Regions from separate parts of the Homo sapiens genome. Here all the other regions are linked to region 3. The links are chromatin contacts, found by Hi-C or POLR2A ChIA-PET in ENCODE. All regions are on one chromosome and are shown on one strand. Each heading gives the region's core, a stretch centred on a gene start or an enhancer-like site at or near the end of the contact. The rest is flanking DNA. Distances are from core to core; before and after follow the strand shown.

What was found. Hi-C counts contacts between places; a loop is a spot of excess contacts on that map. ChIA-PET counts read pairs that join two places held with the same protein, here RNA polymerase II (POLR2A). Pooled maps may share reads with other maps.
Region 1: a loop to region 3 is called in a map of endothelial cell of umbilical vein, with 11 times the contacts of the local background. The contact joins two enhancer-like sites. A Hi-C loop is called at or near these places in 1 of 168 maps with a recorded cell type or tissue (endothelial cell of umbilical vein) and 1 of 50 pooled maps. POLR2A ChIA-PET finds 5 or more read pairs at or near these places in 1 of 52 experiments (A673).
Region 2: a pooled map shows a loop between it and region 3 (3-fold over the local background). The contact joins two enhancer-like sites. A Hi-C loop is called at or near these places in 1 of 168 maps with a recorded cell type or tissue (ascending aorta) and 4 of 50 pooled maps. POLR2A ChIA-PET finds 5 or more read pairs at or near these places in 1 of 52 experiments (activated T-cell).

The regions. Positions count from the first base shown.
Region 1 is chr13:33,493,267-33,497,124 of GRCh38, forward strand. It overlaps a transcript of STARD13 not described here. Among named protein-coding and RNA genes, the nearest start is that of LINC02344, 160 kb to the left of the region's middle. Within about 2 kb of position 1,730, at least 5 of the 41 ENCODE cell types and tissues checked have a DNase peak (open chromatin) inside an H3K27ac peak, as active enhancers do; they include A673 and endothelial cell of umbilical vein, where a contact is called at or near this core.
Region 2 is chr13:33,609,156-33,612,665 of GRCh38, forward strand. LOC102723406 (a long non-coding RNA gene) reads left to right here. Exons shown (of 6, transcript XR_007063750.1): 5 at 1,278-1,473; 6 at 1,612-2,623. It also overlaps a transcript of STARD13 not described here. Among named protein-coding and RNA genes, the nearest start is that of RFC3, 210 kb to the right of the region's middle. Within about 2 kb of position 1,401, at least 25 of the 41 ENCODE cell types and tissues checked have a DNase peak (open chromatin) inside an H3K27ac peak, as active enhancers do; they include ascending aorta, where a contact is called at or near this core.
Region 3 is chr13:33,124,869-33,128,839 of GRCh38, forward strand. STARD13 (StAR related lipid transfer domain containing 13) reads right to left here. Exons shown (of 14, transcript NM_178006.4): 6 at 2,505-2,678; 7 at 1,213-1,372. Among named protein-coding and RNA genes, the nearest start is that of KL, 110 kb to the left of the region's middle. Within about 2 kb of position 1,508, at least 25 of the 41 ENCODE cell types and tissues checked have a DNase peak (open chromatin) inside an H3K27ac peak, as active enhancers do; they include A673, ascending aorta and endothelial cell of umbilical vein, where a contact is called at or near this core.

The DNA.
Region 1 (3,858 bases), core at 480-2,979, 370 kb after region 3:
TTTAGATTCAGGGATCTTGTCTGGGGCCTGATTTATCACACTCAACTATCCCAACCCCTCCAAAGTCCCAGAATGAACACAGAAGTGATCTCACGTGATCAGTAAAGCTGCTTACGCATTTGTCCAAACCGGTAGAACTATGCAACACAGTGAACACTAATGTAAACAATGGCTTTACTTCATAATAATGTATCATACTGATTCGTCAATCATAGCAAATGCAGATAATAGGGCATACTAACATCTAAATAATAGGGAGTATTAGTAATAAGTAATAAATAATACAGAATATTAACACCTAAAGAAAGATGTTAATAAGAGAGAAAACTGTGGGGGTGCGCAGTATTTGGGAATGCTGTACTTTCTGCTTAATTTTTCTGTAAACATAAAATTGCTCTAAAAATTAAAGTTTATTAGTTTTTTAAAAAGTAGCTATTTTCTGGATCAACTGTATAAAACAATGCATATCCAAAAGAAGACAAATATTGAAGTTAAGAAAATTCAAATCTAGGATTTACTCAGCCTCTAACTAACTCTTCAGCCCCACACTTAAACTTGTACATTCACAGAAAGTGGCCAGTTGTTGGCTGCACCCAAGGTCAAAGGTAGGTCTGAGTGGAACACAGCTATGAAAAAAATCCACAGGTTGGTGCCAGGTTAATGACATTTCTGATGAGACCGTAAACGACTTGGTGCGGGTTTCTCATCAGACAGAGTAGTAAACCCAAAAAGGCAAAACCACTTTGGGAACCCTGTGTTCATCAAGATACCTGATTACCCAGAGTTAGCTGCTCACTTCCAAGTTTCCTTTGAAACTGGGACAGAAAGCGCTCCAATTCTTTCTGAACTCCAGGTCTAGTGTAGAAGCAGAGCAGATGCTTCCTTCCCATTTGACTTGAATGCCACCTTCTCAGTGCAACATTCACCAAACAACCACTTTAGAACTGCAAACCTTCACTCCGGCCACCCAGTATCCCCTTTCTGATGTTATTTCAACTCCACCCCCACCCGGGGCACTTATTGCCATTAATAAGCACACTACACATTTTACTTACTTTGTTTATTGTTTCCTCACCTGACTAGTCTAAATTCCAGGAGAGCCGTGATTTTATTATTGTGTCCTCAGCCCCTAAATGCAGTACCTTGCATTTAGCATGCTTCCCATAAATATTTGTTGATTCGAATGAATAAACCACCACTTGCAAGACGAAATGGGCGTGAAAAGGAATTATAATCAGAACAATCAGAGTTTAAGGCTCTCCTGCTCTACCTCCCCCACCTTTCTGCATGGGCTTTCCCGGCTTATTTTTGACACACTGCATTTGGTCGTTGTCTACTACCAGTGAGAAGATTGCTGAAGATAGAACAGTGGTCAACAGGATTGACTGTTAAGATTATAGTCCAGATGCAACTGGATGGAGGCTTCAGGAAAATAGCTTTTTGACCAAAAAAGCAGTACTTTTTTTTTTTATTTCACTATAGCTAGCACAATGAGAATGACCAGTTGGCCACTTAGGACAATTGCCAGAGAGATTATATGATACACTCTATAGAGGTCACAATGTCACGGTTTTCTTTGCTGCTGCACCAAAAAAAGAAATAACTAGTCCAGACCACTTACACACAGTAGAAAACATAAAAACAAATGCGCCCCCAAAAGACTCTACTTAGGGTTCCCACGACAAGTCTTCCAAAATCAACAGTGCAGTCTGTCTGAATGTTATCAATGCTCACTAACCATGCATTCCCATGACATGACTCAGTGACTCCATTTCCTGCCTACACTTCCGCTAGCTCTGGGCCTCACTTTGAGCTTGTCTGTCAAGTATAGTAATGCCAGATACTTCTAGCTCCTACATGTACACCATAAAAATACTTCAGAAAATACACAACACATGAGAATAATATCAGAAACCAATTTACTTCCCAATTTCATCCATTCTTGTGATTGTACCTGTCAATTAAAAAACTATTCAGAACTCTATCACATTAGGTTTTCTTAGACATCACTTAAGCCAATTATCATCTTAACCATTTTAAGTGGACAGCTCAGTGGAAATGTGGAATTTTGAACTTGTCTTTTACATTAGAGACTTGTTAAGAAAATGCTAACTTATCAAATAATATGAGCTCCTCTATACATGGTACTATTCGAGAAAGCCTTGAAGATAAATGATAAACATTTACAAGGGGCAGCATGAACTAAAGTTAAAGGACGGGAAAGCTTGAACACTTTCTTCATGTGGATCACTTACTTTCTTATTAGTCTTGAGTAAAATATTTAAATATTTGTGTCTCAGATTTCCAATCTTCTAAACAGGATGGAAATATTTGCCAAATACTTGCCATGTATATATTTTCTTTGAATAAAGCTAGTAAGAAGGAAGAGGAGCATGGTTTTGAATTGTTTTGTATTACTCTCTGTTTTCCATGCCTCTTTTATAATGGATGATTTAAATCAATTTTCATCTTGAGCTAATAATCTTTCCACATTTAATATAATTTATTTTTTATTCAGACAAGTATTATAATATAATCATTTTATTATTACATAATTAATATTATACAATTAGAATGTACTATAATTATATAATATATAATTATATAATGATTACATATAATTATATATAGTTATGTTATTATATTATATAGTTATATATTATTGTATATAATTATATTATTTAATTATATATAGTTAATATATAATTATTATAATAGATAGTGAATATAAATTATTATAATTATATATAGTTAATATGTGATTATTATAATTATGTATAGTTAATATAATTATAGTTATATATAGTTAATATATAATTATATTAACTAAATAATTATTTAAATAATTTTATTTTTATAATATATTTATAATCATTTTAATTTATGATTTTATAATTTCTACTTATTTAAATATAATTTATAATATACTTATATAATTTCTAATGTAAACATAATATAATTTATAGTATAAATTTTATAATTTACATATGCATTATAGAATTTACATATGAATTATAAACTTTATTCTTTTATAAATTAAAAATAAACTCAGTTTATTTTATTAAAAAATAAAGTGTATTTACAATAGCAAATACATTTGCAGCTAACACTGCCTCATTATTATTGTTACTATTACTATTATTAATTTATTTAGAATAATTGGTCAGTTTCCATAATATCCTCATGGTAAAAACTTCCTCATGGTATCATTTTTAATATACAGTTCTCTCCCTAACTTATCATCCCACTTGATTATGCAATTTCTCTTCTTATACATGTTATAAAAATTTGTTTAGGTCAGACATTTGTGTAATATCAATTCATCTGAATCACCTGTATGCATAGGCACATATAGTATGTTTTTAAGTATCAAGCATCCAAATGGCTTCCATGTTTAACTCTTTTTCTATAACACTGGAACAGGTACACATACAGAAGAGTACTTTTAAATTTCATGATGATGATTATGATAGTGATGATACAGTTTATACATATTCATTGCTGTTTTTTTAAACAAAGAAGAAATGTATGCCATTTTGTCTCAACATCAAATGATAAATTTTCAAATTCTATTAGATCCTTGAGTTTTGAAAATCTTTATATAGTTTCGTTTCTGGATAAATTTTGGCTATGTGATAAGCTGCTCTCTGTTTTGTTGCAATTATCCTACAAGTACCGTTTTTCTCAACTGAACCTCAAGTATATAACAAACAGATAATTTTGTAAGAGAACTCTGTTTTGTCTTATTTTCACAGCTTTGTGGTTATTCTTTATGGCAAGGAAAATAGACCTTGGGTATCCTCCCAAATTTTGAGAAGAATAAAAGACAGGCTTAGCTTAATTAGCACGACCTCAGAA
Region 2 (3,510 bases), core at 151-2,650, 480 kb after region 3:
AATTTAAAAGACACCATAAACAAAGTAAAAAGGAAAATCATATACTGGAAAATGTGTAGAAACCACATATAAATTGCAAATTTATTTTAAAAACTCTGCAATAACACAATAGAAATGTCGCAAAGTATGTAAATACGCAGCTTAAGCAAAAAGCTCAAATGGACAACAGCATATGAAAATATGCTCAACTTCACTAGTTCTCACGGAATTGAAAAGTCAAGCGGCCAGGTACCACTTGAAACCGTCATGTCAGCAAATACAATTAATCGGGTGCACTAAGTTTTGGTGAAAATCTTGATCATTGCTGGTGAGCTTGAAAATTAACATAGCCCTCTTGGAGAGCAATTTGTCAATATTTGGCAATGTTGAAACTGACCTATGGCCCAGGAATTCTACTTCTAATTTCTTTCTTTCTTTTTTTTTTTTTTTGAGATGGAGTCTCGCTGTGTTGCCCAGGCTGGAGTGCAGTGGCAGGACCTCGGCTCACTGCAAGCTCCACCTCCCGGGTTCACGTCATTCTCCTGCCTCAGCCTCCCAAATAGCTGGGATTACAGGCACCCACCACCACGCCCGGCTAATTTTTTGTATTTTTAGTAGAGACGTGGTTTCACCGTGTTAGCCAGGAGATGATCTCTGTCTCCTGACCTCGTGATCTGCCCGCCTCGGCCTCCCAAAGTGCTGGGATTACAGGCGTGAGCCACTGCGCCCGGCCTCTACTTCTTCGTTCTTTAGGGTCTACTCCCATATACACTAGGCATGTGTGCTAGTGTAAATGTACAAACATGCTAATTGTATTCTTTGTAATTTAAAAAGTGGGGAAAAAAGTCATGCTCCTGAATAGAATCGATTTAAAAAATAATTGTTTTTATTGAAAAGTTTATTAAACAATCTTAAAGCTAGATTTACATTGATATTCACAATGATAAATTCCTAAAGTGGCCGGTTAAGTGCAAAATGTAAATTGTAAAAAGATATTTAAAGGATATCATTTACATAAATTTAAAAACCATGCAAGATCATATTTAAATAAAACTATGCATGGAAAAAATAAGAAAAATCACGTGGGAACAATATAGACAAATTTAAGGAGGTTCACTCTGGGGAGGGGAGGGATGAAGGTGGGGCCTTACTGTATCTTCAAAGTCTTACTTATTTAAGGAGAAAAAAAAGCAAGTTGTTTCCAGTAATACTAACATCTAAACATCTTGGTGATGATATATTTGTTACTTTTATTGTTAAAAACAAAATTTCTCATTTTATTTTGCATTTTGAAAAAGGAGACAGGAGGAGAGAAGAATCATGGACTCCCTGGGCACAGCACCGCAGGTGGCTTTGCCAGTTCTCCCAGCCCCGCGCTGCTCCTGCGCCTGCGCTGAGCCTCCACGTGTCCTCAGGAGACTTAGCCTAGCCTGGGTATCACCAGCAGTGGGCCAGGCCGCTTTGCCTTCAACTCCCAACAGTAACCTTGCAGAGGTCAGCCTGGGGCCACCAGGAGGAGTTAGTAAGAGCTTATCCTGTGGGGGCACTCACTGGGGCTGGTGGCCGGGAAATCCCAGGTGTTTTGTTGGTTTGAGTTTTGTTGTGTTTTTATTTTTCTTCCGCTGAGATCAGGACTGAAGCAGGGACGCAGTGCTCAGCACGCCCAGCCCACCGCGGGCCACTGCGCGGAGAACCTCTGCCAGGGTCGCCTGCTCACGTCCCCTAATCCGCTCCTGGCGCGCGTTCCTGTCCTCCTCCTGCTGTGACTAGTGTGCATGGAAGGGCACAGTGGTGGCAGAAAGACTTGTGGCGAGATATCAAGATCCACAGGAAGTCATAAGAGAAAAAGCATTTTGTTTGAACTCCACCCACTGACCTTTTGTGGGTGAGCTTTCGGTGAAACAGCAACATCCTCAGAAATCTTAGAGACACGGCTTTGTAACCCGGGGGAGAGACACCGCTTCCAAATATAATTGACGTGGCTTTCCTGCCTTAATTCGGGGTATCCTTTTTCCACCACATAATCTTCCCTTTGTCCGCGCTGATTCCTGTTTAGTTTGGCAGGGCCAGCTGCTGGCAGGCTCCCCCAGTGCTGAATGCTCCGCGCTCCACTGTGCTGGGCCTGCTGAAAAAGCAGACAGCGCTCCCTCTCCCCCAGAATCAGGAGCCAAATGCCACACCGATTGTGCAACTTGTCTCTGGTTACCAGGAAAACGTAAAGAAATGCCAATGAAGCAGAAAGGTCGACAAAATTCTTTCCAACGCTTGAACAAAAAAGGTATTTTTAGGGCCCTAGATTTATGGAAGTCAATTCTTCCACTCCTCGCCAGGCTTTCAAACCTCCTATTCTTTGCACTACATTATTTGAATAAACCGTAAATACCCTTAGTTGCTCTAATAGCAACTGCTGGTCCATATTGTGCAAGGCGGCCATGGTCTGAAGACCTTGTTGAATTTGAAAGACAGAAGTTCCGTTTCTGGCACATAAACTTGAATCAGGGCTATAGTTAAGAGTGCCAGTGAGGTCCACATTTTGACAGCTAGATAAGCAGGTCATTTATTCAAAAGGACTTTGAATCCATGCCCAGAGTCAAATGCAGTCCTTTGTAAAGCCCAGCAGGCTTGAAATAAAAACTTCTTAACTGAGTTGATCAGTGTCCTGCATTTTAGGGGTCAGGAAAGTATTTATGATAAGTTGGAAATGGACAGGGCAGGAAATTCTGGGCCTGGAAGGATGGCTTCCTCACCAGGGACCGCACCACCATATTTTCTAATTTGTGTCTTGAGGGAAAGTTTATATTTTTTGCTGAAAATATTATCTCCTTGTGACAAAACCACAAGTCTGGGAAGAGAACACAAAAGGAATAAAGAACAAATGAGATCTGTGATGCCTCCTGGATAAAACTTTAAAAACCCATAGGCATTGATCAATCCAATTTACTGAATAAATATGTACCAGGTGTTGTGTTAGGTTCTAAGGGGCTAAAATAACTAAGATACTGAACTAAAGTAGAACTATTGGGCTCCTAATGTGATAGTTTTTCCACTATAGACAGCCCTCTTCTTCCAAGGGTCCCTGCCAGGGCTTCCCCTACCCTAAACAGTGCCTTGGTAAAAATTAGGAAAGTCACCCCTTCCTTAAGACACTTGACTTTCCAACAGTGCCTTGGTAAGAATTAGGCGAGTCCTTAAGACACTTGACTTTCCTCTGGCAGAAAATTGCAAAGAAAGTGTGCACAAACCTACAATGTGAATGATGCCTTCCTGTGTGTGTGTGCCTTTGTTTAGGGCACAACCTGACCGGTCTGATCATCAGACACGGTGATCCACACTCAAGATGGGAAAGAAAGCCAGGGGCACAGCCTCCTGGAAGCCCCTACTCCCTGCCTCATCCACACCTTGTTGCAAAAACCGCACCATCCTTTAAGACTTCTCCATGAAGCATCACTTCAGGGAGGCTGTTTTCTTTTTCTCTTGTCTATTCCCCTTCTGGGAATATACCCATTCACCCTGGCCATCAGACAGCCCTGT
Region 3 (3,971 bases), core at 258-2,757:
AGCTATTAAGGCCATTTCTCAAAACTAAACAGCCATCCTCACAACAATGACAGCAGCCATCCCACCCTCTGCGATGACATACAAATATGGAAAAATGTTATGTGCAGATTCTCTAAATTAAAAATGAGGAGGGACAAAGGGGAACACACATTCAGTTCAGTCAAAGACAACTTCAAATGAAGAAGTTACTGCTATTTTTCTGCACTGAAAATTGATTTCTGGTTCACCAAGAGACCAGCCTGATTCTAAGTGTGGTCTCAGTATTGGGGTCTCTACAAGCATCACTAGCCAGCTCATTCCTGCCCACTGAGCCCAAGGACCAGGGTAAATCAATAAAAAGTACAAATAATCTTAGGTTGGTACAGATTCTCTGCATGGCATCAAAAAGTATGATGAACAGGGACTATTACAGAATAGCTGCCTGGAAATATACCCACTATTCAGGGCTGCAATTTATCAATTAAGAACACAACTTTTATTTTGGACAGAATGTCTAAGAAGCTAATGGGTGTTAATTTGGAGGAGCAAAGCCTTTGTTTTGTAAAGTACAGGACGGACAGCACTCTGGATTTAATCACAGTCCACCATTATGGTGGGCCCCAAAAGTCTCGGAGGCAGCAAATCTCTGAATATTTTGTTTAGCTTCAGCATTGAATCAACTCTATAAAATGAGGGGATATTTGACTTAGCTGATACTTTTGTTCATATTTTACTTGCACATTTTTAAAAGATGTAAATAAATCTGTGTTTGGTTTAAGTTTTCCTGGTCATGATGCTGCTTCAAAGGAAAAAAAAAGAATTAATAAAAGGAGGCATGAAAAACCTAATTCTTTTTCAAAAATAATAGGGATAAAAGAACAGTGTGAAATCAATGGTGGCACTGAAATAATAGTTACAAAGGAAATGCAGTACAGTACATAGCTTAACTCTAGTTTTTAGGGATTGCAAATTAGACATCCCAGGAACAAACTGTTAACGTCAACTTTCCCCAGTCACTCCAGGTCATCATTTAAGTTGCCAATGAGGAAACATCCTCAAATAGGACATGTCTTGTTCAAATTAAATATTGCTACATAAAGGTCACAATGCCTTTTATTTTTGGTGAGGCATGTCTTGCCTGATATTGGGCAGATCTGACTCAGTCTGACATCCCCTCAATCCAATCCCATGGTTGGGGGTGGTGGGGCAGCAGCGGGGGGGTTACAGCCCTACCTGATCGAGGCAGTTGCTGCGTAGATATCTCAGTGCTTGCTGAATACTTTGAGGCAGGGGCTGTCCCGTTCTTTGGACGTGGACTATGAGAGGAACGCCAAAGACAGCCTTGTCTTTGTAGTCGGGAACTTTCATCCTCTTCATGAACTTTGGAACTGACCTAGAATTTACAGAAACCAGGTCATGCAAGCCTCCTGGGTCACACTGTGGGGTGAGGCTCTGGAAGCAAGCATGAGGGAAGCCAGGCTTTTGTTGGAATACCCAACAGATGCGGGGTGAATTCAACATTCTCTCTGCATTAATCACAGGACACTGCTGTGCTCTGTGTGGCCCTTGCCTGCTTGCTATCTCTAGCTACTAAACAGCATGAGTCACGTTCCCAGAATGTATTTGTAGCTCTGTTTTCAGGTCAAGTGGACAACTTTCCAATTTAACTGTGATAGACTTATTTCTCAAGTGCTGAACACTTAAAAGTCCCCAACAAAACAAAACAAATTAAAAATTACAAGAGGAAGAAGAAATCTGGCTGGGGTTGGAGGAAAAGGAAGGGAGAAAAGAAGAACAATATTTCTTGGCTCTATCTTACTTTTCTAGAGCCAGTTGTAGTTTTCAAAGGACATTTTAATACAGAAGCATATATTGATTTGACCATGAATTTATAACCTTCTAAAATATTTCATAAAAGCACCATTGATTTTTTAAATATGTATAATATAAAACATAGAACAATTACTGACACATTTTGTATTTTTTCAAACCCACCAAATCATCTACAATAGGTCCACATTCAAGTTCTAACATGCTTCTGTCAATTCCTTATTACAAGGTTTACTGCATATTCTTGTTTCTATTTGCCAATGAAATAAAAGCAGAAATGTATTTGAAGAATTAAATGCTCTTTGAATGAATCAATGCTCTAAGTGGTAAGCTTTGCATCAGGCCAGAAGGTACAAGTGACAGCTGTTTCTGTGCAAACTGCCAGGATTATTTTATGGCAAGTTTATTTTTATTTCCTCTGTTCACAATTAATCACCCTTTACTTGTCTCTTTTTCCTTTCTTGGAGCCTGACTGCCTTCCCTGGAAACCAACTGAGAACTACAAATAGAGCAATGTTTCCTGTAGGGTCCACTGCATCGAGGCTACGGCAGAGCTCATGCCTTATGTCCAGGAGATCATCAGTGAAGGCAATGAATGGGTTTTTCAGATATCACAAAGTAAACATGGAAGCTTCTGCAATCACACACTTAGCTCTAGAGCCAAGGATCCCCTCCTAGGTGAATGTGCTACGCACCATGTCCAGCCGTGCTTGTTGGACATGGAGTGCTTCTCCATGATGGCCGTGAGGCGGAGCAGTGAGAAGCGCTGGAGCAGGCTCAGCTGGCTGGCCGTCTGGCTGCTGATGTGGGGCGATGCTGGGGCCGGCCGGGGCTGGTGCGACAGCTGGAAACTGTTCCATCGGAGTCGCCTTTACCAGAGAGACCATCAGAGAAGCCAGTCACAAAGTGGACTTGGTAGCGGGAAACACGGGACATCACCAAGGTACACGCAGCTAATCAAGATAGCAGCCGAGCAAAGAAAATCGCAAAGCAAATGGAACAGAAGACACAAGTGTGCAGAATAAACATAGGACATGATTTTTCCAAGTCAGATAAATCTGGAAAAAGTCTTATTATCCATTTTATTAGGGGGTTTAAATAAGTGATAGAGGAAATATTATGTTTGTTTATTCCAAATTTGTTCCCAAAGTGTTGAGAGCAAGCTGAGACAGTGTGTGTGTGAGTGAGTGTGTGTGTGTGTGTATGTGAGAGAGAGAGAGAGAGAAACAGAGGGAGAGAGAGAAACGGAAAGAGAGGAAAGAGACGGAGACAGGGAGATATAGACAGAAGCAGAGAGAGCAGAGAGATAGAAAAGAGAGAGACAGATGTAGATGGAGAGATGGAGAGATGAGACAAAAAGAGATACAGAGGCAGAGGATGGAGAGACAGACAGAGACAGAAAGATAGAGACAGAGCAAGAGACAGAGAGAGGGAAGACAGAGATAGAGCAATATAGACAGAGGACAGACAGAGGTAGAGCGATAAAGACAAAGAGAGAAAGAGAGAGAGATACAGACAGGGAGCAAGAAACAGAGAGAGAGAGAGGGAGAGAGCTGTCGAATGTCTAGGGCTGTAGAAAATTTTCTCATTGTCTTCCATGTGTCTACACTCTATATCTTGCTCAGTATTGAGATGGAGCCCGAAGATGAGAGGTACAGAGGTGACACATCACTGAACCACAAGACACACCCTTGCCTCAACCAGAAACCCAGCAGCACAGGGCCATTTTTCTATGGTGCTTCTGAAACGGTCTTTGTAGGTCAGCTTTGATGTACTTTGTAATTGGCACTTTAAAGCAAAAACAAACTTGCAGAGTACACATCTTAGGCCTCAGAAATTTCTTATAGGAGCAAAAAAAGTGTAAAATTTGGGGAAGAGACATTTTGATGAACGCATCACAGGAAGGTCAGGGGAAGAGTCGGTGCCTAGGAACTGGGTATTGGTTATCCAGGATTCCCTGCCTATGGTGCCCAGTATAACGCTTTGCACATAAGAAGCTCAAAATATTTTTGGATAAAACTAGGAACAAAATAAAGGATAAGCACAAATAAATATGAGTTCACATGGATTCAATCACCATGATACCTGTACAGAAGTCATACTTCTGTTCAAATAATTCCTAATCACATACATCACTTAGAACAGAGTCAGGCATTTAGTAA